Linked DNA regions of Homo sapiens: region 1 is linked to region 2. A link is an interaction called in ENCODE POLR2A ChIA-PET data of the cell type or tissue named here. Cell type or tissue: A673. All regions are shown on one strand. Links, peaks and the distances in the headings refer to the core of each region. The heading gives the core; the rest is flanking DNA.

Region 1 (16,300 bases), core at 6,482-11,481, 520 kb before region 2:
GTTATTGTTCAATAGAGAAATTTGATATTCAAAATTCTATTCCAATCCTGATGAAATTTCTCTCTTCTTCCCAAGCCTCAAATCTAGAAATTTCATGGTTTACTTCTGAATTTTAAGAAGACCAGAGGCCATATTGAGAAACTTTTCAGGCTGAAGGAGGAAAGCATCTAATTTTAGCCTCATGCTTGGCTGCCAAGGTGTTACTTTTAACATCTCCTGACATCTCATTAAAAGTCATTCCTTGGCATGGGCTTCAGTGCCCTTTATAACTAGGTTTTTTCCTTCCTTTTCGTACTCAATTTTTTCTATTCATTCAGTGGACAGACTTGCCACTCCCCAAACACAGCGGGTTACTTCACTTCCCAGTGTCTTTATGCATGTACTACTTTATCTCAGGAAAATCTGCATCTTCTTCGCTTTACCTGCCTCATGTCCACTTGGCAAACTCCTACATAATCTTAAATAACCTCAAACTCCTACATAATGTTAAATAACATAGCTCAGTGTTAATTTTCTTCTGCAATACACCCATTTTCCCTTATCTTCAGACACACTTGATTTATTCTATAGTTGGAGTTTCTGGGATTTATCATTTATTTTGATTATAATTTTTCTTATAGGAATTTTCACATGTCTAATTCTTTCATTAGACTGTGGGCTCTGCAAGGACAGAAACAATGTCGTAATCTCTTATCCTCAGAGCAAAGAAAAGCTACTGATGTACAAAATTTATTCAATATAGGTTTGTTGAATTAAATAGAACACAAAAGCAATAATGTCATATAAAAAGGATGCATGGACAGATGAATAATCACTGCTGAGATGCATAAATTTTTAAATCATAAGAGGGTCAGTCACTTCACAGAGGCTACTTGGCAAAGTACTATATCAATCAGGGTCCCATTTTCAATTGCATGGTGACAGGTTTACTTTCTGGCTATAAGGATATGAAATATGTTATATGTATAATTTATCGTGTTTCATAAAAAAAAAAAACTGAAGCCCAAATTCCCTGACAACAAGAGATACATTCACAGAGCATAAAATTGGCTAATATGAAAGATGCTTACAATGAAATATTTTAGTACAGATAATGTTATTGAGAAGTTCTTGTTTTTTTGAGAAATGCTAAAGCTAACATAAATACACTTTTAGATTTGCCCAAACTTTTAGAGGAGACACTGTGTGTTGCAATGAGGACTGGATAAAGAGCAACTGTACTGTACATCATGAAAATAAAATCCAAGTTTCCCTATGGCACACTCAAAATATCAAAGTTCCCATTGTCCAGAAGGGACAATTAGTAAATTTTTTTTCTCAAAGAGAAATAATAAGGAAACTGCATATATAAGTGTATCCATCTCTTACATGTTCCTCCCTTCCCTGAACCTCCAAGTCACCCACAGTCTCTCCTGTGAGTACAGTTTTGAGAGTTCTTGGTGGGCACTTGATTATGCAAGAGTTTTTCTCTTCCCCTCTGGCTACACTGCCTGGAATTTAGCTCCGTTTTGCTAGTTTATATATCAAGGTTTAAAAAATATTCAGCCACACATAAACACAATGATAATGTAAATTGTCAACTAATAACAACTCACACTCTTTCTCTACAATACTGTTGTTCAAATATATTAGTCAGGGTAAATTATTTTTAGTTTTTAAGAGTTCCTCTTCATCCCACTATTCTTCTAAAGATGGTATCTGGATGTTTGAGGGCAGGATGTATGGAGCTGCTTTACTTTAGAAACCAAATGAAGAGACCCATAAGCTCTCCTCTTCCTAGGTGTTGCTAGTCTAACCTGAGTTGTAGATGGATTTGCAAAGGGACAATTGGCCCTAACTATTTCTTTGGTGCATTGAACTAGAACCCATTGCTGAAGTTCATTGTCATGATCATGTCGACTCTCTCTGGGAAGATCCATGTTTATCTCAGACCTCTGTTGGTTCACCTGTGTTCTTAGTACTTCCCCAAACCTTCTCTTGGGCACCAAGTCATTTCTGGAAGCTTTATACACACATGGAGGCCACAGAAGACCAAGAGCTTGAATTCAGGGCTGTTGGCATAGAGCACTGTGCCTGTATACCCAAACACCACTCAAATCAGTGTCCTCAATAGAGATGCCCTCTGATTAGTCTATCAGGAAAATATTTAACATTTATGTAGATTAGTTACACAAATGCAGGTATATTCAACATTCCTCATTGGTAGATTTAAAAACTCATCATATCTCACCAGATATTCTCTTTCCATTCTGCTACCCCACTCAACAAACACTTTTAATGTTTCATGTTTTAAGAAGAAAGAGCTGTAACACAGAAGGACAAGGAAGAGCTGGAGAAATCTGATACCTCTATAGTGGAGTGTGATGATCTATCTTCAGAGGCATCATTTTAAAAGTTTGCCTGATGCAGGCGGAGCAGTGAGATTGGGAACAGGAGATGATTTTAATTGTCTACCATCATGCTGACATTCAGTTTCAATAGGGCAACTAATTAGCAAACTCTATTTGCAGAGGTGGAAAAGAACTACCATTAGTGACAGGAAAAACCCTAGTCTATTAAACACTTTCTGTGCACCAGTTCAAATCATCTAAAATTCCCCTCTTATTCCAGACATTATTTCTGCAACCAGTTTTATGCAGGATTTAATCAGATTTCTGCAGGTTAAAGACTACAGACTTCCAGAGTGTCTCACCTGGTGCCACTTCTGTGTGCCTCTTGTTTTCACCAATGGTTTCTTTGACACTGCACCGTGGGACTCTTATGAGAACTCTTCCAGTACTCAGATATATGTCACTCAAAAGCGTAAGAAAAATGGTAATTGTTGAGCCAATCTTTGACCAATGTAAACCAATGGATGAATGTTTCTCTCTCTTGTTCCCTGAGTGGAAAGTTCCAAAACGTATTTTATAAACCTGTTCAGAATGTTTTGTAAGAAGAAGCGACAGTTGCCCATAGTAGTAACAAATGGAGTAACACATTTTTATCTTGGCTTTCCATCTTTCCAGTGTAACTTCTGTCTCTTGCTCCTGCTACCCAGTATCAATCCCTCCTCCTCCAAGGAGAAAACATACTTGCCTGTAAATCTCTGGCTCAGGCTTGGCTTTGGGGGAATCTGGAGGTAAAACACCTATGTAAGAGTTGACATGAAATAACTTTTTATTCTTTTAACTTTTTTATTCTTTGTTTTTACATCTTGTGAGATGCTTCCCTTGAACCTGCTATTAACCTGTTCAGGGAGATTTTCTTTCTCCTCCCTCCCTCCCTTCCAGCCTTCCTTCCTTACTTCCTCTCTTTCCTCCCTTTCTCTCTTTTCTTTCCTTCTCTCTTTTCTTTTCTTTCTTTCTTTCTTTCTTTCCTTCTTTCTTTCTTTCTTTCTTTCTTTCTTTCTTTCTTTCTTTCTTTTCTTTCCCTTCCTTCCTTCCCTCCCTCCCTTCCTCCTTCCTTCCTTCCTTTTTCCTTTCCTTTCCTTTTCCTTTCCCTTTCCCCTTCTTTATTTCTTTTCTTTTCTAGCTTTTTCCTCTCTCTCTTTCTTCCCCTGAAAATTAGACCTCCCACAAAAGTTTTACATAGGAGTGCACTTATTAAAGATGTTAGTCACTGAGATAACATTGACAACTATCCCCTTTCTTCCCCAGAACTGGAACTTACTCAGGTTGCCATAGGGGTCTGAGATACTCTTGTACTGAGATTAGAATCTGCCGCAGAATGGGTTATGGAAATCTATTCAGATGAGAAATTATTATCCTCATCATGGTGTTTCCAGTTATGGAGCCATCAAAATTGCTTTTATTTGGATGATTTTTGAAATAGTTTAATAGTTATATTCTATATCTTAGGATTCTTATATTTGAAATAAATATGCAGTCACCTATATCCTTATTCTTGGTGAGGCTGTATTTAATGTATTTTAGATATTTAAGGTGAAATTGAGAGATCTCCTAAAGTGATGACTTCAAACTTTCTTGTTAAATTGAGCATAAGATAAATTACATTGATTTAATGAAAATGTTTTTATAGAAAGACATGAATATTGAGCTTGGTGCTAATATAGCAGCAATTGTGTTTTCATTGTCACTGTCATCTGCATTTTAAAAAAATTACCTGAAGGGTGAGGAAGAGGCAAGTACTCCACCATCCACAACCAGGGGGCACCCAGTGTCCTTTCTTTAGGGGGCTGAGATAAGGCATACTGTTTAAATACTGAGCTCCCCCTAACCTTAAAAAAATATGTTATTTGCTAATGTTTTGGGTTCTGGTTCAAATAGGCCAATTTTAACATAATAGATGAGAATGGAGCTTTTGTGTCAAGGCATAAAATTGTGTAATTGGGAATATTAAGGTGGGTTGAAGAACAAAGTTTTCAGGGAATGACTTTTTAGTTAGGAGTTGGGGATTGAAGAGAGTGAGCTAGGATGACTGGGACCCTGCAAAGGTTCGATTAGATAATCCAGAATAGAACCACTGTGGGGGCTGGATTTTGGTGCAGGCTGGAAGGAACACCACTTTTAAATGAACAAGGCCCAGTAACGTGAAATGGAGATGGAGGATCTCCATTCTTATTGATAACATTATATGAAATTGATGTTTAATATAAATACTGAAATTAATGTGACAGAACTGATGCTGTTTTCCCAACAATCTACTTCATGTCAAGAACTGTGCTAGGCACTGTAAACATAGCATCGCTGATGCTCTTAACAATGCTGTCTTACTTTATAAATGAGAACATTCAGGCCTAAGAAAGCCTTCTGACCCCCAGCTAGTAAGTACTACTGCTATTAACTGAAAGCAAATTCCTTTTGAGTTAAAGTCCATACTTTTTATACTATGTCACAGTAGATTTCCTATTCATATGGACGGCATAGAACAGGGATCTTAAATAATGGACTATTAAAGAAAGATATTAAGAAGAGCATAAAAAAGGTATGTATCAGTCAAGAACATTGGGATATATTGCTGGAGAACATTTTATTGAGAATTATTACTAGGCTCAGGCATCTTAAGAAACTCTGAATAGAACAAAATAGTACCAGAATAGATAGCATTATCAATGAGAAAAAAAAACATAAAATCATATGTGGTTATTATCAATGGCTACTTATTGCATCTTCAATTAAGGTGGCCTTATTAGGCTAAAAGGTAGTGTAATTTGGTATTATAAAATGTATAAGCATCTTAGAGCTGTCGGTTTCTTACCATGACGGAGGAACTGATACCAGACTAGCCCTGCCACTGTAAACAAAAATAAATTGGATGATATATATGAGGCTTACTCTAATGACTCCTTTTCAATATTTAACTGGAAACCTCAGCCATTTTAGTAGGGTAAGAAAAAAATAGTAAATGGCATAATGAGTAGAAAGTAAGAACTTGTAAAAGTCTGTAGGTATAGATAATATGAATTTATGCATAGAAAATTTTAGAAAATATAAAAACCTATGAGAACCAATAAATGATTTAGCCAAGTTGCAGGATATAAAATCATTATAAAAATTAATTGTATTTTTATATATTAACAGTAAATGATTAGCACATAATTCTTAAAATATTAAAAGTTAAAAAGTGAAATCAATAAAACAAACTATTTAGGTATAAATTTAATCAAAGATGGGCAAACTACAAAAGAATAATGATAAAAGTTAAAGGAAACTAAATAAATGAAGTGATACATAAGTTCATGGACAGAAAAACAATGGGGTTATGATTTTCATTCTCTCTAAATTAATCTATAATTTCAACACAGTCCCATACGTAATTAGAGCAGATTTTTTTAAGAAATTGACAAGTTGTTCCTAATATTCATATGAAAATTCAAAGGACCTTGAGTAGCCAAAATAATTTAGAAAATAAAGGACAAATTTGGAGGAGGTACACTACTGATTATATGTCTTACTGCAAAGCTACAATAATAAACATAAAGTAGTACTGAAATAAGGAATCTAGAAATAGGCCTACACATATATGGTCAAGGTAATTGAATAGGGAAATATACCATTTTCATAAATAGTCCTGGACTACTGACTATCCACACCAGAAGAAAGAGGCAAACCCTCCACTTCTAATTCATAGCATATGCAAAAATATTTGAAGTGCATCATAAACTTCAATATAAAATATAAAACATATAGGAGAACATAAAAGAACATCTCTGTAATCAAACTGAAATGATGTTTAAATGTAGAAAATGTTCTTTTTGTTTTTTTCTAGTAAATAGAAGTAGTAAAAAGTTTTAGATAATATAATTTGCTTCTAAGTAAAATTTCAAAAACGTACTTTCCTTCTCTAAGATAATTCAGTTGCTACAAGACAAAGAGGAAGAGAAGTGGTTTTGCATTACAATGCCCATAATTTTCTGGTGTAAATGCAATATATTTTACTCTCATTCTGACTTCACCTCTATCTAACTGTGACTTTGGATAAATTACTTAAACCCTCTCAGATTCAGCTTCCCAATTCTAAACATGGATACAGTATTATCTAACTCTTTATGAGTTTGGATAAGATAACATATGTAAAACCTGTAGAATAGTGCCTGGACATGTTGACATATGGTATATACTCAGTGCTGCTGCTATAGTTTTACTGACGATTATGCTAATATTAGTTATCATTCCATTATTTCATTACATGAAAGGCTATATTATATTGTGATTAACAGCACATTCTCTAAAGCCAGAATATCTGTGTTCAAATCCCAGGTTTGCCAGTTATTAGCTATGTGACTTTAGACAAGCCACTTTGTCTGTTTATGTCTCAGTTTCTTCATGGGTTAAATGGGAATAATGATCATGAGGTATGAAAGCTTTTAAGAGCTCAAAATAAGTTCACATTTAAAAAGTATATAAGAAAAACTTTCTGACATTGTAAGTGCTATAAGGTTTGCCACTATTATTCTCATTCTCGTAACATCACTGTCTTCTCTGTAACTGAAGATTAATTCTGAAAGAGGGAGACATTCCACTGCCACCAACGGCATGTCCCTTCCCCATATGTGTGCTGTTTTGGAGGGGATTATGTAAATTGATATATTTTTCTGGAATAGGTTAAGAATTTGACACTCTGAACTCTTGCCCTAGAGCTAACTTTAACTGCTTTAATCATCTTTAATCAATAACATACAACCAAAGGAAATTTTCATAAGTCATTAAGGTAAGCCATTTGTTGACACTTGTTGACTCAGGGAATCAGTGACATTATATTCACCAGCTTGTTCACCTTTTCCTGTTGAACATTTTCTTAGGGTGGGTTCCCTGGAAATAGACCCTGGGTATGAATTCCATGTAAGTGAAATGTTAAGAAACAGTTCCCAGCCTGGCAACAGAGTGAGACTCCGTCAAAAACAAACAAACAAAACAAAACAAAAAAGAAACAGTTCCCAGGAGAAAAGAGTAAGAGAGAAAGAAGTAGAATAGGAAAAATGAAGAAGCCAAGCAAATGTATGATTTCAGGCAATAGTCCACTTTAGAATTTGTCCCTGCCTTAAGCAAGGTATCTGGGGTCTCATGACTCTGGTAGTTCTTATACCAGAATGTAAGCCAAATAAGCACAGAGAATATATCGGTCTCATTCATCTCTGCACTCCCTGTGAATGACATACTGCCTGCCTAATGAATGTTTTTTAAATAGCTTCAAAAAAAGAAATTTGCTCTAAAATACTAAAACACTTATATTAATTGGATACGTAACGACTTGTAGAGTTTTCTGAATGAATCTCTCCATTTGGTAAGACAAAGCTTGAGGAGGCATTAAACATATCCATGGTCAGATATCTATATAGCCCCAGGAATCTTTAGCTGGCTTTGAACAAGTTCTCTCTTGGAATACACAAGTTTCTACCTATTCCACAGATTACTCTAAGGGAGTAAGGAAGGTTTAGAGAAAGGGAATATAACAACTAAACAAGAATTAAAAAAGAAGACAGGGCCAGGAGTGGTGGCTCACGCCTGTAATCCCAACATTTTGCAGGGCCAAGGCAGACAGATTACCTGAGGTCAGGAGTTCAAGACCAGCCTGACCAACATGGCGAAACCCCATCTACTAAATATACAAAAATTAGCTGGACACAGTAGCACATGCCTGTAGTCTCAGCTACTCAGGAGGCTGAGGCAGGAGAATCGCATGAACCTGGGAGGTGGGGGTTGCAGTGAGCCTAGCAGGCCACTGCACTCCTCCAGCCTGGGCAACAGAGCAAGACTCCATCTCAAAAATAAAAGACAAATGAAATGGGGAAACTAAAAGGAGAAAAACAAAAGGCAAAAAAAAATCACATCTCTATAATCTTCAACATCAAAATAATAATTCACATTTATTGAGTGCTTACCCTCTGCTACATGTTTTTATTTTTAAAAATTTGACAGATAACATTGTATGTATTTACATATTTTAATGAAAATTTACATACAATGTAGAACATAATCATGTACAACTTAATGTTTCCAGTGTATATATACATTGTGGAATAGTTAACGCTACTAAATTAAGAAATGCATTACCTCACACAGCTATCATTTGTGTGGTGAGAACACTCAACATTCACTTTCTTTGCTGTCTCTTAAACTTATTCCTCCTATCTAACTGTAATTGTGTATCTTTTGACCAACTTCTACCCATCTCTCCCCACTCCCTGCCCCAGCCTCTGATAGGCACTCTTGTATTCTCTCTTTCTGCAAGATCAACTTGTTTTAGATTCCACATATGAGTGAAATAATATAGAACCAAAGGAAATTAAGATCATGTGTTTTCTTTCTGGGCCTTGCTTATTTCACTTAACATAATGTCTTCCAGGTTCATCTATGTTGTTGCAAATGGTAGAATTTCCTTCTTTGTTTGGCTGAATACTATCCCATTGTGTGTGTATATATTTGTATAACATTTTCTTCATCCATTGAATCATTTAGGTTGATTCCATATCTTGGCTATTGTGAATAATGCTGCAACAAACATGGGAGTGCAGATATCTCTTCAACATACTGATTTCATTTTCTTTGGATGTATATACCTGTTAATGGAAATGTTGAACTATATGATAGTTCTATTTTTAATTTTTTGAGGAACCACCATATTGTTTTCCATAATGGCTGCACTAATTTACGTGTTTTTTAAATATTTTAATCAGAGATTATTTTGAATCCACTCCATGATGTTAATAAGTATGGACTATTATTATTTATATTATAAATATGTGAAAACTGAGAAAATTGCTCAAATCATATTGTTTCAAGCAATAGAGTTTGGCTTTGAACCCATGAGGTTTGATGGTAGATCTTAACAGAATTTAACATTGCACTTTGCTGTTTTTTTTTTTACTTTCTGTCTTGCAAAGAGCTTTCATGTACATTTTCTAATGCATTCAAATTTTACTCTTTACAGATAAGGCAAACAAAGCTAAATGAGGCAAGTTAATTAGCCCAAAGTCACAAACCTAGTAAATGATAAGCCTCAATATCAATCCAAGTATTTGTATGTCACAGCTCCCATTCTTTCTAGTTTATGGAAAGAAGTTAGAGAGAAAGAGAGGAAAAAAAGCCCCTTCTCCTCCCTGCGCTCAAATGTCAATGAACCTCACCATGTGTTACACAGAGGCAATGGTCCCTTCCCCAAGGAAATTAGCTCCAAAGCTCCAAAGCTTTTCCTCCATGCAGTGACCAGTATAAGGTGATATTCTTGGGGATTAAAAGACTTTCTGGCTTTTTCTTTTAGTACTTAGTATAGTGATTTTTTTTCGGGTTGAAATAAAAATGGTTGGCATGGATTCATAAACTCTGTTAAAAGTTATTTCTGCTTGCACTGCATCCTAGATATTGGTACAAGGATTTTTTTCAGAGGTATTGAAATAGCCTTTTGAGTATAATGCCTATTGTGTCTTAATCACAAGTCGCAGTTCATCCACAGTCCTATTTGCTAGGAAACTGTAAAGATGAAATTTTCACCACCGTATCATTCTCTATAAATGTAATCAAATCAAATGCACTGGGATTTCTGTCACTTTGGACAAGAAAGAACAGAAATCCCCTTAATTTTTCAGTTTCTTTATTTAGTCTTCTTTCTCTCTGAGATTTAGGTCATTTTGTGGGATTCGGAAAAAAATGTAATTGTTTCAAGTATAATGACAGCTATTAAATCCAATGAGCTACCTTGTTACTAGAGTGGAAGTTGCTTCTGCCTGTAGTATTTGGAGAAGCTTTAAATTTGTAAATCTATTTTGCAGCTTCTCCAAATATTACAGGCAGAAGCAACTTCCACTCTAGTAACAGATTTCTCATACAAACTAAGTTTAATATGAGATCTAAAGGAAATGAGGCTTCATAGTACACTTTTGTGTTATAGCATGACACACCAGCTAATGTACACACACAAATCCAATGGGTTCCCCTTTTTTATCTAGACAGAGGCCGTTGTCTTAGAAACCAAACCACGGTTTTGTTAGGTTTCAGTGGTTGCATTTTCCTGTACATTTAAGTCCATTTTCATAATGCTTTGAATCTATATAAGAAAACCTGATCAAGCTCTCAAATTTCAGTGCTAGTCTGTGTTCATAGGTACATTGAAGCTTCCATGAATACTCAATTTATTCCTGACAGGAGATTTATTCAGTGTCGTCAACTAAAACCAAAGACATTTTGCCAGCCTTACCCAATTGCATCAGTAATACTCCATGCACTGAACAAATCTATTTTCTGATTTTGTAGAAAGGCATATGTCACTTAGAGACAAAAATTCATAAAACGCTCAACTTTCTGAATCCAATTCAGTGTTTCCTTAAATTGCATTTGGGGCAGTCTCATGAGGAATGCATAAGTGTAAAAACAGCCTTTGGAAATAGGCAGGGATTTTAGGTGCCCTTTCTATCATTATGTTCTTTCTGTAATTATTTCCTTGGATTTTTTTTCCCATTTCTATTCCCTGAATAATGTCTCCCAATTTGGAATTCCGGAAGAATATGCGTGCATAGCTGGTGACTCTCAAAAGTGCAGTCTTTAAACAAGATCAAGTTATAGATTGTTAGAGTTTGATAGTGCCCTGGAGCCTACTTGATCCATCCGTGCCGTCTCTTAGATGGGGAAACAAAGTTCTGGAGAATTAGGGAGAGTCATCTAACCAACACTGCAAAGATAAAAGCAGAGCTGATATACAAATCAGAGTAGCACCCTAATAAATATAATGATGTTAAAGGTAATATTTGCCAGGGACTATGATAACCATGTTAAATGTAAAATCATTAAATGCTGTAGTCCGGCTTTGTTAGTACTATTGTTATTTCATTTTAAATATAACAATAACCATACGAGATAGACACTATAAATGTACCATGTGTACAGATGCAAAATAAAATTCTGGAACTTAGTTATGAGATGTGTCTGAAGCCACAAAAGTAGAGTGATGGGGCAGGCAGTGAAGCTCCAGCTGCATTCTTCCAAAGTCTGAGCCCTTCATCACTACACCTGCTTCCTCCTTCTCTGCTCTATTTTTTCTTTCCCTTCGTTTCCCCATTAAAGACCTCAAAAACATTTTCCAAAAACCGTTACTGAGCAATGGCAAAGTCAAGCCTGATTATTTTCCTCAGCTTTGTTCCCTCCCTCTTTGCTCCCTATCTGCATTGAATAACTCTTCAAAATGCAGGATGTTTTCTGAATGAACTCACAGTTGGTCAACATTATACTGTGCGGGATGGGAGTCTCCTGCCTTCCTCTAGGGCCCACCAAGTACCTTGTTGCCTTATAAGCTAGTCCAGACTTGGTCCAAAGACCCCTAGAAATCCTGTAAAGCTCATAATGTCACAACAAACTAAATTTAGGAATAAACCAGGACAAGGAGCTTGGTGGCATCACAGCAAACTCACCCTCATGCCTAGAGAATAAGCAATATTGAATAACTTCCTAGTTAATATGAGGATAGATTTTCTTGGCTGGAATTGAGCTTAACTTCTTTTATATCCTGTTTGCTTCCCTGTTTTGCCTAATTCACAGTACAGGAAAGCCTAGGGGCACTGAGATGCTGAAATAAATGTAACCTTTTTCTGTTGGTTCAATTTGTCAGAGTTAGACTGTATCTGGTTTGTGGTATTGGCAATGTGGAAGGTAGCATTACAGAGAAACCAGTATTTACTGAATTTACAAAATGAAGAATAAAAACTGAATTAGTTGAGTTTTTCATATCTTAATTTAAATAATGCATGTGAGGATAAAAAGGCATACCTATATTTATTCTTTGAAAAGATGAATATTTTAAAAATTTTAAATCATACAGGATGATGACTTTATCTTTCAAGGTTTTCTACTTCTGACTATATGAAAAGAAATACACATTTTTTTCCCTTTCAAATTACAGGGGATAAACTTCTCCCTGTCAGTGTGAATCATGCAAAAGCTCAGTGCTAGTCTCTTAGAAGTAATTAATCTTTGACATTCTCTTTTGAAAATTCACAATATTTCAGATTTATGATTCCACATGGATCTCTACAGTAGGTTACAGAAAAGAAAGCCTATTTTTTATGTTTGACACCAAAAATTCATCTGCCCAACAAATGTTGACTTCTATAATATTGTGAGGTTGCTGAGTGTGCTAATTCCTACTCCTATGAGACTTTTGATCTCATAAGCTGAATCAAATAGCTCACATTAGCTTCAGATAAAGTGTTGAAACTTGTACCAACCTCCCCAGATTCCCAAGGCCTGTCCATCATTAGTTTTAAAGCACCCATCACTTACAGTGAATTGGGTTCATTTAAAGGGTAAATGCATTTGTTATCATGCACATTTTACCCAGTGAAGTCAGAGGGGAGTTTTACTTCAAATATGTGTAAAGTCACTAAGTTTTCAACAATCATGATATGAACTATGAAAGAAATGAAATATGCAGGACCCATAGACAGGGTGTATTAATTTTGCCTCGCTTTTTATTGTTGTAAGTGTTTCCCTGGGGGATTTTAGTTTTCTCTATCTAATGTAGGAGATCAATCAGCTTCATCAAAAGTGGTGTAAAACTACTGTGCAAAACTTTATTTTTATGTCTCTTTAAATGAAGCTTGATCCAAATGCTAATGCTGAAGTCATTTTGATACGTACAAATCTATTATCAGCTAAGAGCCACCCATGTCCCTCACCCTTTATGTAGATGATCTAGATTGTAAGATAAGTGTGATTCTGTCACTATTGTCCTAGTCATGACTGAATCAACCCTTTAAGTATCTATAAGGGCTCTCGTAGCACATTTAAAGTAAACAGGAATGCCTCAGTAATATAAATTATGATTATGGTAAAAAAAAATGCTTAATATATAAAAGTTCTCTGTCTCTATCTGCTGAAAGAGAACTTAAAATGTAAAATAATAATTTAAGATGATTTTCTGGATAGGCAACAAATGCAAAAATAGATAAGTGGGATTACCTTAAACTAAAAAGCCTCTGCAGAACAAAGGAAACCATCAACAAAATGAAAAGATAACCTACAGAATAGGAGAAAATATTTGTATACAATACACCTGATAAGGGGTTAACAACTCAATAGCAAGAAATCAAATTAATCAATTAAAAATGAGCAAAGGCCTTGAATAGACATTTTTCAAAAGAAGACATACAAATGGCCAAAGGTATGTGAAAAAATATTCAACATCACTAATCATTAGGGAGATGCAAATCAAAACCACAATGAGGTATCATTTCACTCCTATTAGGATGGCTATTATAAAAAAGGCAAGAGATAAGTGTTGGGGAGGATGTGGAGAAATGACAACACTTAGACACTATTGGTAGGAATTTAAATGAATAAAGCTATTCTGAAAAACAGTATGAAAGTTTCACAAAAAATTAAAAATAGAACTGCCTACCATATGATCCAGCAATGCTGGGTGTATATCCAAAGGAAATGAAATCAGTATGTTGAAGAGATATCTGCACTCTTACGTTTATTGCAGTGCTATTCAGAATAGCCAAGATATGGATTCAACTAAAGAGTCCATCAATGGATGAATGGATAAAGAAAATGTAGTATATAATCATAGTGGAATAATATTTAACCATAAAAAGAATGAAATTCTGTTGTTTGCAACAACTTGAATAAATCTGCAGAATATTATGAAAAGCTAAATAAGCAAGGCACAGAAATACATATACTGCATGATCTCACTCATACGTGGAATCTTAAAAGTTGATGTCATAGAAATGGACAATACAGTGGTGGCTTACCAGAGACTGGGTGGTTAGCAGGGATGGGAGGTAGGGGTGATGTTGGTCAAAAATACATATTAATAGTTAGATAGGAGAAATAAGTTCAAGAGATCTGTGCTGACTGTAGTTAATGTTGACATATTGTATTCTTGTAAAATGCTAAGACGATGGATGTTAAGTGTCTCATAACAAAAATGGTAACCATGGGAGGTGATGCATTTGTTAATTAGCTAGGGTTAACCATTCCACAATGTATATATACTTATAAACATCATGTTGCATATGATGAATACATAATAATTTTATATGTCAACTTGAAAACTAAGTAAATATTAATAAGACAGTCTTCAAAGTAATAGAGAATTGGAGTACACAAAAAGATGAATCTATAAGGGAGAGAAAGAAGATAAATTACCTGACTGTGCTTTTCATATCTTTTCTCATGTAAGCCATCTAGGAGCAGCAAGCCTTTACTCTCCTCATTTTGTTGGAAGGCCCAGTGCCTCTCCTACCCTTTCCTCAGCCCCCTGTTCTGTCCATAATGTCATCACACCATGCTGCAATATGCACTTGTCTATCTTCCCAAACAGATTTCCTGAGAGACTAGAGTTTATTCAACTCTGGATCTCCAGAGTGTAGAATAATATTTAGCATGGAGTATAAACTTGGTAAATATTGGGAAGAAGGGCAGAAAAAGGAAGATAAAATAAAGGATATAGGAAAGAAAAATAAAGAAGAAAAGAGAGAGGAAGGTCATGGATCATTTATTTAAAAAACAAATTCTAGTTTTTCAGAAGAAAATTAAAAACACCAAAGTACATTGTTATAGTAAACTGATTTGAGAAGGATTATTTAATACCTAAAGACACATTTTCATGATCACAGAATAAAAGATTCAGGCTGACTCGACTTTCTTTTTAAAAAATTTAAGTTCTGGGATATATGTGCAGGATGTGCAGGTTTGTTACATAGGTAATTGGGTTCCATGGTGGTTTGCTGCACCTATCAACTCATCACCTAGGTATTAAGCCCTGCATGTATTGGCTATTTGCCTGATGCTCTCTGTTCACACACCACTCACCCCCTGCATGGCAGGCACCAGTGTGTGTTGTTCCCCTCCCTGTGTCCATGTGTTCCCATTGTTCAGCTCCCACTTATAAGTGAGATCATGTGGTGTTTGGTTTTCTGTTTCTGTGTTAATTTGCTGAGGATAATGGCTTCCAGCTTCATCCGTGTCCCTGCAAAGAACATGATCTCATTCCTTTTTATGGCTGCATAGTATTCCATGTTGCATATGAGCTACATTTTCTTTATCCAGTCTATTACTGATGGGCATTTGGGTTGATTCCATGTCTTTTCTGTTGTGAATAGTGCTGCAGTGAACATACATGTGCATGTATCTTTATAACAGAATGATTATATCCCTTGGGTGTACACCCAGTAATGGGATTGCTCAGTCAAATGGTATTTCTTGTTCTAGGTCTTTGAGGAATAGCAACACTATCTTCCACAATGGTTGAACTAATTTACTTTCCTATCAACAGTGTAAAAGCATTTCTATTTCTCCACAGCCTCGGCAGCATCTGTTGTTTCTTGACTTTTTAATAATCATCATTCTGACTGGCATCAGATGGTATCTCATTGTGGTTTTGATAAGCATTTCTCTAATGATCAGTGATGTTGAGCTTTTCTTCATATATTATGCTTTGAGAAGTGTCTGTTCATGTCCTTTGCCCACTTTTTAATAGGACTGTTTGGTTTTTTCTTGTAAATTTGTTTATGTTCCTTGTAGATTTTGGACATTTAGACTTTTGTTAGATGGATAGATTGCAAACATTTTCTCCTATTCTGTAATATGTCTGCTCCCTCCGATGATAGTTTATTTTGCTGTGCAGAAGCTCCTTAGTTTAATTAGATCTCATTTGTCAATTTTTGCTTTTGTTGTAATTGCTTTTGATGTTTTCATCATGAAATTTTTGCCTGTGCCTATGTCCTGAATACTACTGCCTAGATTTTCTTCTAGGGTTTTTAGAGTTTTGAATTTTACATTTAAGTCTTTAATTGATCTTGAGTTATTTTTGGTATAAGGTACAAGGAAGGGGTCCAGTTTCAATTTTCTGCATATGGCTAGCCAGT
Region 2 (16,300 bases), core at 5,959-10,958:
TATTTAGAATGAACACCAAGGGTTTAGGATTAAAAAAAAAAATACCTGAGGCAAAGACTTTAGAGACATTATCTGTTTAATAAATATGATTGTAAAAGCAATAAACAAGAGCAATTATACATTACACTACATAGTATTTAACAAAAAATACATCAAAAAAGTCATTTTAAAATTAGAAGTAGTTCCAATACTATAAGAAAACTTTTTTTTTTTTTAATTGGCTTCCTATAAAAATAAGTCGGCAAATGAGAGATTTCAATGCTCAGTTGGATTCCTGGAAAACACAGAACAGCTGCCAAGCACCCCACTGCTCTCAAAGTTGCTGTTTGGAACTTCTGAAAAAAAAGCAAAGCAAACCTCTGCATTTTGGACAGTGAATCCAATTAAAAATAAGGCAAGGTAGAAAGTGTTGCTTGGGTGGTTCAGGGTAGAACATGCACAGTTTGCCTTCTGGGATTTTGGAAAACGTTGCAGTATCGGATTTTTAGCTTGCCCTGAATCTTACCTTCCACATACATCCCTCCCTACACACTCCTCTGACCTTAAGCCCACCAAACTCCTTGTGTGTTTGCACCTGCGATTAGCGAGTAGGTAGGCACTTAGGTCCCTCCCATTTGTAGGCTCTCATTACTGCCTTCTGTTTGAGATTCAGCTGGAATGGCCTAGTACAATGGTTCTCAAACTTTAGTATGTATCACAATCACTGGGAGGGCTTGTTAAAATAGGTGGCTGGGCCCACTGTCACTTAGCAACAGAGAACACCACTATTCATCCCCTAGAGTTTCTAATTCAGTAGGTATGGGGTATGGATCCAGAATCTGGATCTCTAACTAGCCCAAGTGATAGTGATACTGCTGATCCAGGTACCACACTTTGAGAACAACTGGCCAAGGTCCTAAGAACAATGAGGTCCTCCTCTCTGAGCAGCACCTTGCCTCACTAATCTCCTACAGATGGGAGGGAGCTTTGAGGAGAGGCACATGAGGATCCTGGAGATGCTGAATCTCTAGCTGGCCATCTTTGGTCACTTCCCAAAATGCCAGGTATCTCATGTCGACCTCTATTTTTAATTAGGATTTACAGCCCATTCTTCCCTATGTCTTTCCATTCATTTATTTCTTCAACAAATAGTTTTCATACTACTACTCTAGGCAAGGCACTGTGCTAGAATAAGAGTGTTATACCTCTTTCATACTTTTCTAATTAAAATGAATTGAACTGCAACTCTGAGGACTCCCTGTGCTGGTTTGAGTGAGCCTCTTTTGATTTTCCAACACTTTGTCTTCCACATTAAATTTGGGAGACTCCAACTGAAGAGGATCAATGAGGATGTTTCCTATGAGATAGGAAGCCTGGCAGGTTGGGGATCAATTGAGTTCTACAAATAGGTGACTGCCTCAGGCCTAGCCCATTTCCCAGATTCATATGGGGTATCCTCAACCATAAACATCTCTGCCTGACAAACTTCTGACAGCAGCTTTGCTATTCTTTCTGTGCCTGAACTACATGAAGTCATGGACATCAGGATCTTTAGGACACCCTCATTATCACCAGGGCCTGTGTTATACCCTGTTGGCTTAGGGACATAGCAAAGAAGGAGGCTGAGCATACTAAGAGGTTTATCAGAACTTCTTTCTCCTATAGTTTATAGTGGGCTTTGCCCAGTCCATAATACTAAAGGGGCCTCTGCTGAACAGGCTTTTGTTTCCCTCTTTCTCTGAGCCTTCTTTCATGATTACCCTGGGAAAAATGGGGTTTCTTCATGCTTTGTGCCAATCTTTTTTGCCAATCAGTAACTCTCCTCCTTTATACAGACTTAAATCTTTACTTTAATGATACTATGATACTCAGAGGTCAGAGAGCACACATGAAATCACTGGGATCATCCTAAATAATCAAACTCTCACCCTAATGTAAGACAAGACCCCCATTTATTCTCTCAGACTGTTTGACACTCTTAAACACAAAGTCCATTAACCTGTTTCTCCTTCCAGTTAAAATCAGTTTTATTTCACAAACATTTCTATTCTACTGTGAGAGTGGAAATACCAGGTAACAGCAACCGTCACAGGAGGAAATTGCCCTGCGAAATTGTCACACATTCAAAACATTTCTCACAAGAATCTTCTGGAATCAGATCGCACGAGATTTTCGTTAAGGTGTGAGAACACCACAATTCATCTCTATGCTTTCTTTTCCAAAGTACATGGCCAGGTTTGAATTACTTTGCATATATCAACTCTTTCGCATACAGTATATGTTTCCAGGTGGGAAAAGGCAGGGATATTTGAAAAAGGCAGGTTCTAGAGGAAAAGACAAAGATACATGAAACTGAACCCTGCTGTGCAGGATGCAGCAAGGTCCATGGGCACAGAAGCTGGCATGCTTGGGAATGTACAAAACTGACAAAGGGCTCAGAAACTTGTGAGTAGTGGGGGCAGGGGCGGCACAGGCCAGGCCAGTATTTAGGAAACGTCAGGGTTAATGTCCAGAATCTAGCAATATGTTTGGGAAGAAAAACTGAGAACAGTTGAAGGACAACTTACTTGGGGTTTGGAGGGAAGAGATTCAAAGATATCAACAGATCATGGTCACACATGGATGACAAACAAATGTGAAGACAGGACAATGGGTAACTAATGGGATTCCATTTCCTACTGCAGTTGGGGCAGGAGTAGGGAAAGCTGCAAGGGGAGGCAATCATGGTGGAAAGAGGTGAACAGGAAACCAAGGTCCGTTTCTGACATGCTTTGCCTCCCTGCCTCCCTTCCTTCCTTATTCTACCGGCACAAAGGGATCTTCAACTCGCATCTTTGTTCCTGTGGCCACAGAGAGTGCAGAAAGCAGCCTTGTGGCCACTGCTGACCAACAGAGCTACCAAAGCTAACTTAGAAGGGAAATGACAGTATGGAAAGTGGAACAGAGAAACAGCTCAGGGTTTCAAACTCCTGTGCACGTCTTTGTGTCTTATGAAAGGAGCTGGGGTAGCTAATCCACCCATCAGCCTTTAATGCTAAAATAGCTGATAAATCTAGAGCCAAGAATATTTCCAAAAATACATGCAGATTTCCTTGGCCTATATATGTTATGAATTTTCTACAAACACGACCGATCAGAAAAAAGAGAGAGAAGAAGAAAGAGGGAGAGGGGAGTGTTTTCCATTAAAATAGAGCACCTGTACACTGCCCCTCCAGACATGTTCTCAGAGTATTGTCCACATGCACAGGCTTAAAGCTAAAAACCCTTGTTGTCTGTGTCTGAAGAATTAAAAAGTCCCGATGCAGTGAGTGTTTGTTTGTTTGTTTGGATTTTGATTGTTTATATTTTATGTTTTGTTTTGTTTTTGTTTTTGTTTTTTTACTGGCGTCCTCCATTCAAACATTTACATAGGTAGGGATTTCTTTTGTGCTTTGATTCTCAGCAACTATGGAAATACTTCCTGGCAAAATAGGAAACAGAACAACAAAGGAAAGAAAAAAAACACAAAGTTAGTGGTCATGAAGGATGATGTACTTGACAAGAGCGAAATTCTTTCCTGATCAGCAGGTCGCCTGTAGCCTTTGGGGGTTTTCCTTAAATTGCATACTGTGCCCCAGCAGATCCCCGCTTTGGCGTTGAAGGCGGAGTGGCGTGTCTTGCTCTTTGCAATCGGAGAGATGAGTCACCAGGTTGAGTAGAAGGGGAGGGAGGGGAGGGTAAAGCTACTCTCCTAAGAGAAAACGTGTAACACTTACTCATTTAATGACACTGGAAAGGGAAAGGTGTCAGAGACTTTGCAATGTGCTGCGATATCTTCCTGGAGAAGGAGGAATTACTACTTTAATAAAGCAAACAGAGGCTGTGCTTCATACCCTACGGAAATGCGACTGAGAACCAAACGATCCCCAAAAATGCACTTAGAAGCTTTAGGAATGAGTAGACAGGGTGAATGCTTCTCTGGACTTGAAGGCAGAAAAGACTTTTTTCTTTTTAGCCCCAAGCAATCACACATTTATTACCTTGCCTCTCCAAATAAAAGAAAGTGCACTGTGAAAATCGGACACCAGATGTGACTGCAGTTGTTATCATTATCTATGATAGGAGCCAGTCACTGCATTTACATTTCCCCTTAACACAGCCACAGACCTTTCCCATATTCATTTAAAGAGGGTTATGTTTCCGTTTACATACTCATTGTTTTCCAAGTAAGATTAAAAATTTTATGTAAAGGCCTTCTAGGTGGTTTGGCATTATCACATTAGAGTGGAGCATGAATGGTTATATAATAATTTATTCACTGTTGTCAGCAATGCAGGATCTAGATGTAAACATATAAGGCTTCAACTCCTAATGCCAACAGACAGGAGGAACCAGACAGAGAAATGGATCAGCAATAGTGGCTTCATAGGTTTGTCTAGCTTCCTGGAAAATTTCTGCTGCAATAAATAGCAGAATCTAGCAAGTGAACGTCAGATTCTCTATACCTCGTTGTTGGATTCCCATGCCTACTTCACAGGCAGAGAGAGAGCCATTGAAATATGAGAAAGTCCATTTTACAACTTCTGGTAAGGGACAGTCTAAAAAGAGGAAGAAATTTGCTAATCTGCTCTGTAATAGTCTCACCCACCAGTGGTCTCTCTCAGGATGCTCTACTGCCTGGATGTCTGCAAACATTATGCCTCTTGTCCTCAATCTTAGGTTCCAAATCTCCTGAGGGAAAGTTCCTAGACTACCAATAGATGTAAAAAAAAAAAAAATTCCCTGGAGGATCAGGCTGGCCACTCTCATTATGTCACTTCTCTACTGGTGTTCCAGAGCAGTTTGCCCTCCTTAAGAGCTGTATCCAGTTGAGGCTACCATGTTTCATTCTAGTCAATACATACCATGTCCTGCAAACCCTGCCCAGCCCTCTGGTCCACCAGCCTTAGCCTCTGAGGCCTCTCCTTCTTATATACTATTAAAGCAAATGCTTTGCTCTTTGCCCATAAACATATAACATTTTAACATTTTAAGCCCAATATTTTAGGGAGGGTTTTGCAAAAGGAGGAATAAACTAATGAGAGAAAAAAACTAGATAGAAGCAAGAGGTTTGTTTGTTTTTCCCCCATCCCAATCAGAGGAAGCAGGGAAAAAGCCATCTTAGCTGTTTCTCTCAGGGGTGTTAGAGCAAAAGAAAGTGGTTATGTCAAGCCAGAAAGGGGTTAGAGAGAGAGTCAGCCATTGCCTACTCAGCCGAACAGCTGGTGGCTACTGGGAATCATTTACCTATGAGCTGGGATTCCACCTTCTCATCTATAAGCTGGCCAGGCCTCCTTAGTTCAGTCTGAGGGACATTGGGCCTGCTTTCAGAGTGACTGACTGGACTGATCATCTCTTGTTCTTTCTCATTCTGCATCTGGGCATAAACATTAATCCCCGGGATCTTCCTAAAATATTAATAGAAACCATCACTGCTATGCACATCACTGTAACACATGCTTCTGAACCTGTCAGGGAGAAGGAAGAGGTCAGGGGTGGGGGAACGTGGATAGAGGGACACGCACCTTTTAAACTTGTAGATGACGAACACTGCCAGCCCCACAAACACCACTGAGAGCAGCATCAGCATGGCAGATCCACTGTGGGTTGGAGTGAGGTCCACCAGGGGGGCTTGTGGGGGAAACAGAGCAGAGAAAAATGAGCAGAGAACTGGGCAGGTGAGACTCTATGAGAGGCTCAAATGTTTCACACACAAGCAGAGGTAAGTCCTGGAAAACCATGTGGGATATACACACAAGATGCATGTCACATGGCTGACATGGGATGCATCTGAGCCCACCCCTACTCCCACCCCAAATGTTCCTGCTCTGCAGCAGAGCAATGAAAAGCACAGACCCCAGGGCCAGGCTGTCTGGATTCAGGTCCCACTCTAACTAGCTATGTGGTCTTGGGCAATTTGCTTCACCTTAATGTACCTTATGTGGTAAAATAAAAATAATGGTATATACTTCATTGGGTTCTTATGAGGATTAAGTGAGCTAATGTATGTTACGCATTGAGAAAAGTGCCAGGCACATAGTAAGTCATGTACCTATTAGATTTCATTTCTACTGCTGCTAGTATTAGTATTATTAATCAATATTTATAATATAATAATTATATTTTATTATACTCTGAGTGTAAGCTTTTTCCACAAAGCAAAACAGATTGCCAATAAAACCACCTGCAGGAATACATTTGTGAATTCAACCACCCCGTCACCCCTACTCCAGTAGTTGTCATGTGAGAAAAATAATTGGAAAGTTGTCATACGTGAGAGAAAGAACAGCAAAGTGATGGAGCATGCTTGTATTTTTGTACACAGGAAACTGATGGCCAAGTGAGTATTTCACGAGGGTAGCCGCGGAGATGCTGAAGGAGGGATATGCCACCTGGCTGTCTCCACAATCTCCCAAAAGCTCTGACAGCCCTCCCCAAGATGCTCCAGCCTCTCAAACACAGTGAGTTTTTCTCTCAGACAAAACAGAAGCCTCTGCCTCCATGAAAGAGTCTCCCTCCCTGAGTTTCCCCTTGAGGTGCAGTCTGGAAAACACTTCTCGCCACCTCTCCACCTTCCCCCATCTCACAGTCAAACCTGTTGTACCTGTAGACTTTGCAATTAATTTCTACCCTCTTAAAAGTTGACATTTTGCAAATGTAGTGCAGCTCGTGCATAAAAGACAAGCCACATGTACTCCAGGGAAGCCTTGGTGCTGACCTTTACCTTCCATCAACTTAAGCAAAGCCTGATACCCAGAAATACAGGTGACCTTTAATCACCATTTTCTGTGGTTTTCTCTGGTGTGAGCCGAGAGGGCAACATTCTAATCACCCAGGTAAAAAAGTTCAAGAATAAGTGACTATAATACTGATGGTCTCAGACAAGACTCTCAGTTGCTTCTGCTCTGTCTACTCTTTTCAGGATTACATCTCGGCCACTCTGTATTGATACTGGGAAGCATATTCCATCTAACCACATAGTTTTGGTGAAAAATGAAAGCCACCCCTTCCTTCTCAGAAAATAGTCATTTCAGGAGAGTTGGCTTTCAGGAGGCACTGAATATAAGGAACCCCCCCGCTATTTTCTCTCCCCTGTAAGTCAAACTTCACCTCAGTTTTGAAATGGGAATATGTAGGTTTGTGTGTAAAAGATGGGTGGGGTCCCACTGCCGTGGAACGCCCAAGGCAAATTTTCTTTTGGTTCAAAATTAGAAAACAAAGCTCTCAATGCCATCGGCAGAGAGGTTCAGAAATTCTTCAGAACTCACCCTGCAACTGGTAGGATGTCATCAGGGGAAGAGAACACCTTCCATTTGTCATAGACATTATCACAATTGATTTTCACAAATGGAAGGCAGTGACTATGATCCCCATTAAACAGATAACAATGAAGTTCTCATTGGTTAGTGTTGTTTTAAAAGGACTTAGTACTTACTAGTAAATGGAAGAACCAAGACTTGAACCTGAATCGTCATACATACACACACACACACACACACACACACACACACACACACTTTCTATATACTCAATCCTGGGCTAATTTCAGTAAAAGACATATTTCTGAGGATGGGGATTAGGACTAAGACTATAGCACAAAAAGCAAATTAACAAGGAGCACAAGTTAAAATACTAAGTTTTAAAAGGAGCAGTAGGAATAATAAATCATGTACGCTTACGTTTGGAAGACAGGTATGTGTATACATATATGCATATGTGTATATATATGTATGGATATGTATGTGTGCATGCAAACACACACACACAGAATACAGAAATGAAGCCTCATGTACCTACCACTCAGCTTCAACAACCATCAACCAACAGCCAGTCTTATTTTATCCAGTCCCCACAACCTCCAACCACTGGATTATTTTGAAATAAATCTTGGAAAACTTATAATTTAACCACCTATAACTCTAAAAGATAAGATCTCTCTCTCTCTCATCATTACCACAATACCATCATCACATCAAGGAAATTATATTAGGAAGATGTTTTAAAGGCAATATTCTAATGCAAACCCTTAATTTGTCAGGGAACAATGGAGGCTCGGAAGGGGCCACAGATGATTGGGATGGTTAGAGGTTGAAATAAAGCTAAACTTTTCACTCCTAACTAAATGCTCTTTCAGCATAACCAGAATACCAGTGATATGAAGCAACTAAGAATACTGAGCTTGCTTGAAAAGGTTGGCATTTGAAATAAATGGAAAACTGAGAGAAAATTACTTTGTCCAAGCTGTCAGCAACACAGCAAACTCGCATATGCATGCATGCACACACACAAACACATACACACACACACACACACACATGAACCTTTTCCCTTCTCTTTCCTTCCTCCTATCTCTCCCCATCCCCAGGTTGTCTTTCGATTCTAAATCATTTACACTTAAATCATCATTCTTCAACAAGCAGCATTAACACTGTTAAGTAATTAGCATATTATTCTGGGAAAATGAACTTCTGTATCCCAGTTCTAAAATGTGTGTTATCCATTCACCCTCCCCATCTCTGCATCAGTCAGTCATTTCTCAGAGGCAGGAAGCAGGAAGCAGGAAGCAGCCAGCAGCAGTGGCCAGAGACTGACTACCACTGCCCTCTGTTCCGTGGGTGGTGTCTGCTTGCTGATTGGTGCCTGAGTATAAAGGGACCTATTATTGCTCCATACAACAGCAGCTGCATTTCTTAGTTTGCCCAGCACTTAGGTGCATTTGTGTGTGTTTTGCTGAGGGATGGAAACTTGTGATAAATGGGCTTTAGCTTGTTGTGTGGAATTAGCATACTTTAATCCCTTTCCAGTTGCAGCTTAAACAAGGTAGACGTGTAGGGGAAAGTGCTGAGCAGTTTTTTGCCATTATTCATGCACAAAGTAAAACATGGATACCAGCAGTACTCCAAGTGACTCAACATTTTTAAGCCTGCGTACTTGCACATATCATTTCTAAAATCCTCTGAGGAATTTGGAAATGCATTGAATTTTTATATTTTATTCATGAGGACCTGGAACGATAATAATGGGAACACTTACAATAATAACAACAATCTTCTTGTGAAAAGTGATTGCCACGTAGTAAGTGCTAAATAAATGGTTATAGTTGTATGTATGAGAACAAATTCAAAATTCCACATTTGGGGTTAAGTAATGATATGAGCCCTTTTCAGAATCAAACCTGGCTCTGTCACTTATAGACTAAGTGACTTAAATTAAATCTCAGTTTCCTCATCTGCAAAATGGAGACGAAACTAGTGTTTAGTCTAGAAATTTGTGAGATTAAAATGAGATGGAATTTATAAAGTACTGTCATAGTATTTGGGACAGACTACATGCCCAATATTTCTAACATTGTCATATTATTGCTATCATATTTCTGAAAGTGTATTCTTCTACAGAAAAAAAATCCTGAAAAATGATGACAGTTCCCTGGTGAGATAATTTGGGGCAATGATACATACAACATTCCCCATATGGAGATTCACAATGCACATCAGTATATTAAATGATCACAGCAGCCCTTGCAGAAAAGAACACATTTAACTTTACCATAGTCTTTCATAAACTCATTTGACCACAGACCCTTTGCAGAACTAGGTTCCACATAACACTCTAGGAAATGCCTCTCCCCAGGCACTGCTTTCCCTGTTGCTGCAGTTTTTTCGTTTTGTTTTGTTTTGTTTTTAGATGAAGTCTTGCTTTGTCACCCAGACTGGAGTACAGTGACACAATCTCGATTCACTGCAATCTTCTCCTGTGTTCAATCAATTCTCTTGCCTCAGCCTCTCGAGTAGCTGAGATTACAGGCACCTGCCACCACGCATGGCTAATTTTTTTTTTTGTACTTTTAGTAGAGATGGGGTTTCACCATGTTGGCCAGGCTGGTCTCGAACGCTAACCTTGAGTGATCCACCCGCCTTGACCTCCCAAAGTGCTGGGATTACAGGTGTGAGCCATTGCACCCGGTCCCCCTTGCTGCAGTTTTGCCCTTTGCTCGGTTTCTTTCCAAGTTTTAAGGTCAATAACATGGTAGCATCACCCAGTGAAGCCATGCAGAACAATCTTATTGTTGTCCAGTGTTCACTTTCATTCTATCAAAAGGACATTCCTGGAGAACTGCTACTTGCACTATGACCCCGAAACTTTCAACTCTAATTCTAATCCAAGAGTTAGTGTTTTCAGGATGTTGTAGAAGTAATTTACCATACCTTGATATTCTTTTTTCCTCTCCTGACCCCAAAGTAGACTCAATTCAGGCTTGAGTTATATGCTTTGAATATCACAAAATCCATGTGGTCTGAAATATTTTTTCAGAAATTACAGTGATATGGGAATAGCACAGAGAAAGTTTATCCAGAATGCAGAATAGGCAGAAAGGCTTCCATTTACAGAGCACTTTCAGTTGTCCAATGGGCCTTCCCTCCATTTAGAAACAAATCCAATCATCAGAGTCTTAAAGTTTCCTATGTTATTGGGAAAAAGCCACAAGACTGCAGACTAGACTAGGTGGGAATTTCCAGGGAAGTCTCTTGTTAAAGTAGCCAATTGGGAGGCCATTAGACTGAGGCAGCTCTGGCGTCCTGGGTTCCTATGTAACCAAACCAAAACCCAAGTAAAGAGTAAACAGTCATATTCTAGGAAAACAAAACTTAAGCTTAATCAATTAGAAACCACTAGCTAATATCTAATGAGAGACTTTCTACTAGAATTATCCAAAGAAGGCTATTCCTCCATTTTAACCGATCAAATATTTTCTTTGCCTAGCTTTCACCTTCACCCCATAAAAGCCTCATGCCTTTTAGGGAGCCCTAAATCAACTGTGGTCTAGTGCTAACTGATTAATGAATCATTGTTTGCCCAAATAAACTCTTTAACATTTTAATGTGTCTCAGTTTGTCCTTTAGTAGCTCTAATGACAAGTGAAGCATTGTTTCTGAATTTAAACTGAGGGTGAATCTTCAGTAATATCCAGTGACAGGGAGTTGAGGTCACTTAGCCAAGTAATGACAAACATCAGTAACTCCAAGACCAACCATCATCATAATAAACAGACAAGAGGAGAAGAATGACTTATGGTTTTCTAAGGTTGGAAGGTGATGATTCCTGGCTACTATGTGAAATATTCCTCAAAGTGTAGCTTATGGACTACCTGAATCAGAATTACTTGGAGCACTTGTGAAAATATTGTTAGCTAGGCTTCACTTGAAAAAAAAACATGTATAGTCCAAAAAAAATTAGCCAGGCATGGTGGCAGGCACCTGTAGTCCCAGCTACTCGGGAGGTTGAGGCAGGAGAATGGCATGAACCCGGGAGGTGGAGCTTGCAGTGAGCCAAGATCGTGCCACTGTACTCCAGCCTAGGCAACAGAGTGAGACTCTGTCTCAAAAAAAAAAAAAAATGTATAGTCTTTGAGAGTAGGTCTCCAAAATCCATATATGTGACAAGGTACCCAGGTAATTATTATGTATAACAGTTTGAGAATACCGCATAGCAGGCCCCAGATATTCTCACTCATAAAACTTCCAGTCCTGTCTTTAGGGCATGCCTGACTTTTATATTTTCTGGATCACTAAAACAAAGCAAAAATACCCCCCTACACACACAAATGTTCCCCTTTGCTGTTGATAGTAGCTCAATCTGGTGATGGCTCCAGAAGAAAGTTTGTTAAACTACCTAAAAGCATCTCAAGTCTCCCCTAAGTGAGCAGTCAGCCTCATGTAGATATGGATTACATTGCTGGCTCAATCCTCTACCCTTCTCTGTGTCTAAACTTTGTGCAATGAGTTTGAAGCTTGTCTCACCTAAAAGGCAAGAGGTAAAATCTGTTTCTTCATGTCTTGAATCTGAGCTATTATTATAATCTGCATCTGGCAATGGAATGCAATGGAAGCAATGGTGTGCTAATTGTGAATTTCACGGCCTTGCATACCTCTGCTTTTTCTCTTGGAATCCTACCACTGCCATGTGTGAGCAAGACCAGAACAGTCAAAGGATGAAAGGCCATGTAGAGGCCAGGTTAATTATTCCAACCAAAGCATGCTAGAGCAGCCTGCAGGCAGCTGACCCGTAACATGTGAGACAGACCAGCCAAGATCAGCAGAGCTCCCCAACCAACAACCCATAGCTGATTGCAGACAGACAAGTGAATGTAGATAAGACTAGACGCATAAGCAAAAATAAATGCTTACTATTAAGCCACTGAACTTCTAGGTGGTTTGTTACATAGCAATAGCTTATTTACTTTCCTCAAAAGTCTCTTTCAACTGGTTAAACATTCAATTACCAATTATTACCTTTGAGCTCCACATTAGCCAATTTTTGGTATAGTCTTCTATCCCCACTCTCAGGGTGGCAGGGTAAAAGTAAGAAGACCATACATATTATTTTCAAAGATAAGACACTTTAAGAATGAAAGGGGGCGCTATTAAAGCTTACGCTGATATAGCATAGATAACCCAGGACAGTCCTGATCACTCTAGGTATCAGAAACTTGGTGTCTAAAGGGTAGCTTGTCCTATGTTCTGGCATCTTGTCTGTATTTTATATGTGTTATCCTTCCCCTTTGCTTTACTTTTTTTTTTTCTTTTTGCTAATTTCTCTTGACTATCTGCCTTGCCTTCCCCTGGGATACTGCATTTCTGACGCATGTTTGTGCCCCTGTTTCTGTTCATCTGACTGTTCCTTGCTGACCATTCTCTGACCAAGAGTTTCCAGACATATCCTCTAGCCTGGCTAACTCAGTCTAGTTACCCTGTAATCATTTCAGCCCCTTTTACGGTCCCCCGTAATCTCAGAAAAAAAGAAATGGTGAAGAAAGAATTTATTAGAAGCTAGGCCAGGCATGGTGGCTCATGCCTGCAATCTCAATGCTTTGAGAGGCTGAAGTGGGTGAATCTCCTGAGGCCAAGAGTTTGAGATCAGCCTGGGCAACATAGCAACACCCTGTCTCTACAGAAAATAAAAATATTAATTGGATGTGGTGGTGCGTGCCTGTAGTCCTAGCTACTCGAGAGGCTGAGGCAGACAGATCGCTTGAGCCCAGGTGTTCAAGGCTGTAGTGAGCTATGATGTGCCCCTGCCCTCCAGACTGGAAAACAGAACTAGATTCTGTGTCTAAACGAAGCCAACGAGCAACCTCATTGCTGCACGCTGGTAGGTAGATGAAAATATCACATTTAATCATATTGCGGGGAGGGATATATTTAGATATATATCTACATGATAAACCCACTATTGTTTATAACACCATAATGATTAAATAACTATGAAAAGCCGCTGGGTCTATGTATCTGTGCAACTACCTAATTACTTGAAGATAAAAAATATATTTATTTTGGGGAAAAATAAAAGGAAGAAAACATATCGGTACCAAGGCTTTACTTAAAAAAGACTTGTAAATGATTACTATGTAGATAATACGGTGACCGAAAACTAAAGAGACAGATAAACTTACTGGCTGTGGAAGAATTTCACCAGTACTAATTTCATCCCTAAATGGAAAATGTTATTGCAACAATTTACTTCACTTTACAGTTCAGAGTTCCACAACTCCTATTTGGCATCTGCATCCATAATGTTGTGGCTGAGATTATATTGTAGTTTCTAAAACTTCTTGACGAACGGTAATTCTCCCTTCAAGTGGAAAGTCTTTTTCTCAATGTGAAATTGTAGTGCAGAATTCATGATGTATCACGACCTAGGTCGAAATTTGAAGTTTCTTATTCCCTCCCAAATTTACTCATAACACATCCAGTGGTAGCAACTGAAGCCTGGAAATATTAATTCTCTAATATCTCTGTGATAACATCTTTTTATTACACCTGCAAAAGAAATTAAACCAGTCAGCAGCAGCCATAGAGGCCAAGATAACACAAGATAACAGTTTTATTAAAAAACCCACACATACCCTTGACAAAGGACAGTTTTCCTGAACCGAGCAGTTTAAATAAGGCAACTGATAGACAGACAGGAGGAGGTAGAAGCAAAGTTCCTGTGTATTTTTTTTGGGGGGGGTCATGTTTTTTTATTTAACCTGAGGTTTGAGGCTCTTCCTTTGATAAATATTAACCCTTTACCATTTTTATAATGTGCGTTTATCCAGAACTCCAGACGAACAGCGACCAAACTGGAAAGCCCAGCGTAGGGCAACCTCTGAATTCTGAAATATGTACAGACATATAGTGAAATGTAGCTGTATCATTTTATGCTCACACTGGCACATGAACAGCATCTAGATAATATTATTTGTTTAACTCTCATAAAACTCAAGGCTGTTCAATTACATCTGCCATTAAGATTCCAGTTCACACTTTAATCATGTTTCAACTGCTTCATGGCCACAGCTCTTGGCTGGCCTTTGCCATTCATCTAGATTATGGATTTAATATGCCCCAGATTCAGGGGCATGTTTCATTTTCTCCCCCTTCCTCATTGTCATTTGCCCATTCTGCCAATTAGGTTAGCTCCAAATATTCCAAGAAATTAGATTTTAATATTTATTACTAATTTCCTCCTGTACTTAATATCACAGGCTCTCCTTATTTAATTCATGCTTCTGTTTTAGTGGATGGCTTGAGTTGTAAATCAGATTTATTACTGGAGATAGTCGTTCACCTTTCCTTGTTATGCAGATGGATTTCTGTCTGTGAAAGGCTGTTGAACAGTGGTTGTTAAGACCAGTGAAGAGGCCACCGTCGTAAGCATCATTAGCAGAAACTTGCTAAAAATGAAGATTCCTGGGGCCGGGCGCGGTGGCTCATGGCTGTAATCCCAGCACTTTGGGAGGCCAAGGTGGGCAGATCACGAGGTCAGGAGATCGAGACCATCCTGGCCAACACGGTGAAACCCCATCTCTACTAAAAATACAAAAAATTAGCCGGGCGTGGTGGCAGGTGCCTGCGGTTCCAGCTACTCCGGAGGCTGAGGCAGGAGAATGGCGTGAACCCAGGAGGCAGAGCTTGCAGTGAGCCGAGATCACGCCACTGCACTCCAGCCTGGGTGACAGGGCAAGACTCCATCTCAAAAAAAAAAAAAAAAAAAAAAAAAAAAAAGAAGATTCCTATTCCTGGCTCCTTGGGATTCTTCACTGTGTGTGGTGAGGCTTAGAAAATCTCTATCTTTATAAAGCTTCCTAAGTTAATTGCAATGTAAAGTCACGTTTGAGAACAGCTGCTATTTATAGCAGATATCTCCCACCCTGAGTTGGAAAGAGTTTTCTAACTATGGGGCAGGGTTTCATGTATCTCAAATGCTTTGAGGGAACTAGTCAGCTCCAGCTCTTTTAGTTCTTTGAGCAGAAGTCCCACCATCCAAATTGCAGTTCATTTGCCCAGTACATAACTTACGAAGGGCACATAATCCCTAAAGGGTTGTTATTTGCTATTTAGGAGGTATCCATCTAGTTAGGCTTTTGCCTTCTCAAATAAAAGTCAGTGTTGCCCCTTGCTTGCCCTCTTTTTACTTTCTATTCTCATGGAAACCTTACCTATTCTGTCTTAGAAGAGTCAACAGGTTTTCAAGTCATTTCCCACTCCCTCCTTCTCCCCACCAAATATAAGGACTAAATTTACTCATGACCAAGGGTTCTCATGAGAACAAAGATACAGGGTTTGATAGAGCTTGAAAGATTTAAATCGGCAATTAAGGCTTTAACTTATCACCTGTCAGCAGATTCCCCTCACCTGATGATCTGCTATGAGATGGTAAATTAAAGCTCATAGTTGAATGTATATTCTGGTCCTGGTCTTCTCACCTGAGTTTCCATTCCATATTTCCAGCTTCCTGATGGGGTTTTTCACTTATATGTTTGATGACATCCAACCCAACATGAACCACCAAATTTATCGTCTTTGACGACGAAAAAAAAAAAAAAAAAAAACAAGCTCCACCTCCCAGGTCTCCATCTCGACTAAACAAATTACCATATCTTGCCACTTGCCACTTGAGTTGTAAACTTGTGTGTAAATACTTTGTTAAAAATAGAAATGATAATGGAGTTTTGCCCAAACCTATTATTAAAGGAAAAAACCCCAAAATCCTTCTAGCAGCCTTTTTTTCATTTTCCAAATTCATTATACCTTATCATCTCAAATTTGCATTAATAAAATTTCTTCACTAGCGCACAATGGATGATGGACAACAAAGTTTATAATATACTAGCATATTATTTTTCCTGAATTTTATCCCTCTCCCTTTGCTCATTATTTTACCCTCAGTAAATATACTAATTATGAATATTTGAGGGTATATATCTAGAAGCCCCAATCCATGTCAGACAACACATAATTTTATACATAAACCATATAAT

What was found. Peaks named below come from ENCODE experiments on the same cell type or tissue, not always from the same donor. Only the 100,000 strongest peaks of a DNase experiment are listed, where the experiment ranks them.
Region 1: POLR2A ChIA-PET joins it to region 2 with 5 read pairs; 2 of 35 experiments call an interaction of 5 or more read pairs at or near these places.

Annotation. Positions count from the first base shown.
Region 1 is chr10:106,053,735-106,070,034 of GRCh38, forward strand. No RefSeq gene overlaps it. Among named protein-coding and RNA genes, the nearest start is that of LINC02624, 78 kb to the right of the region's middle. In A673, for the core only: no CTCF peak of the experiment used is centred there; no DNase peak of the experiment used is centred there.
Region 2 is chr10:106,573,847-106,590,146 of GRCh38, forward strand. SORCS1 (sortilin related VPS10 domain containing receptor 1) reads right to left here. Exons shown (of 26, transcript NM_052918.5): 25 at 5,523-5,628; 26 at 1-3,709. The coding sequence ends at 3,574. Among named protein-coding and RNA genes, the nearest start is that of LINC02624, 440 kb to the left of the region's middle. In A673, for the core only: no CTCF peak of the experiment used is centred there; a DNase peak (open chromatin) is centred at 8,615.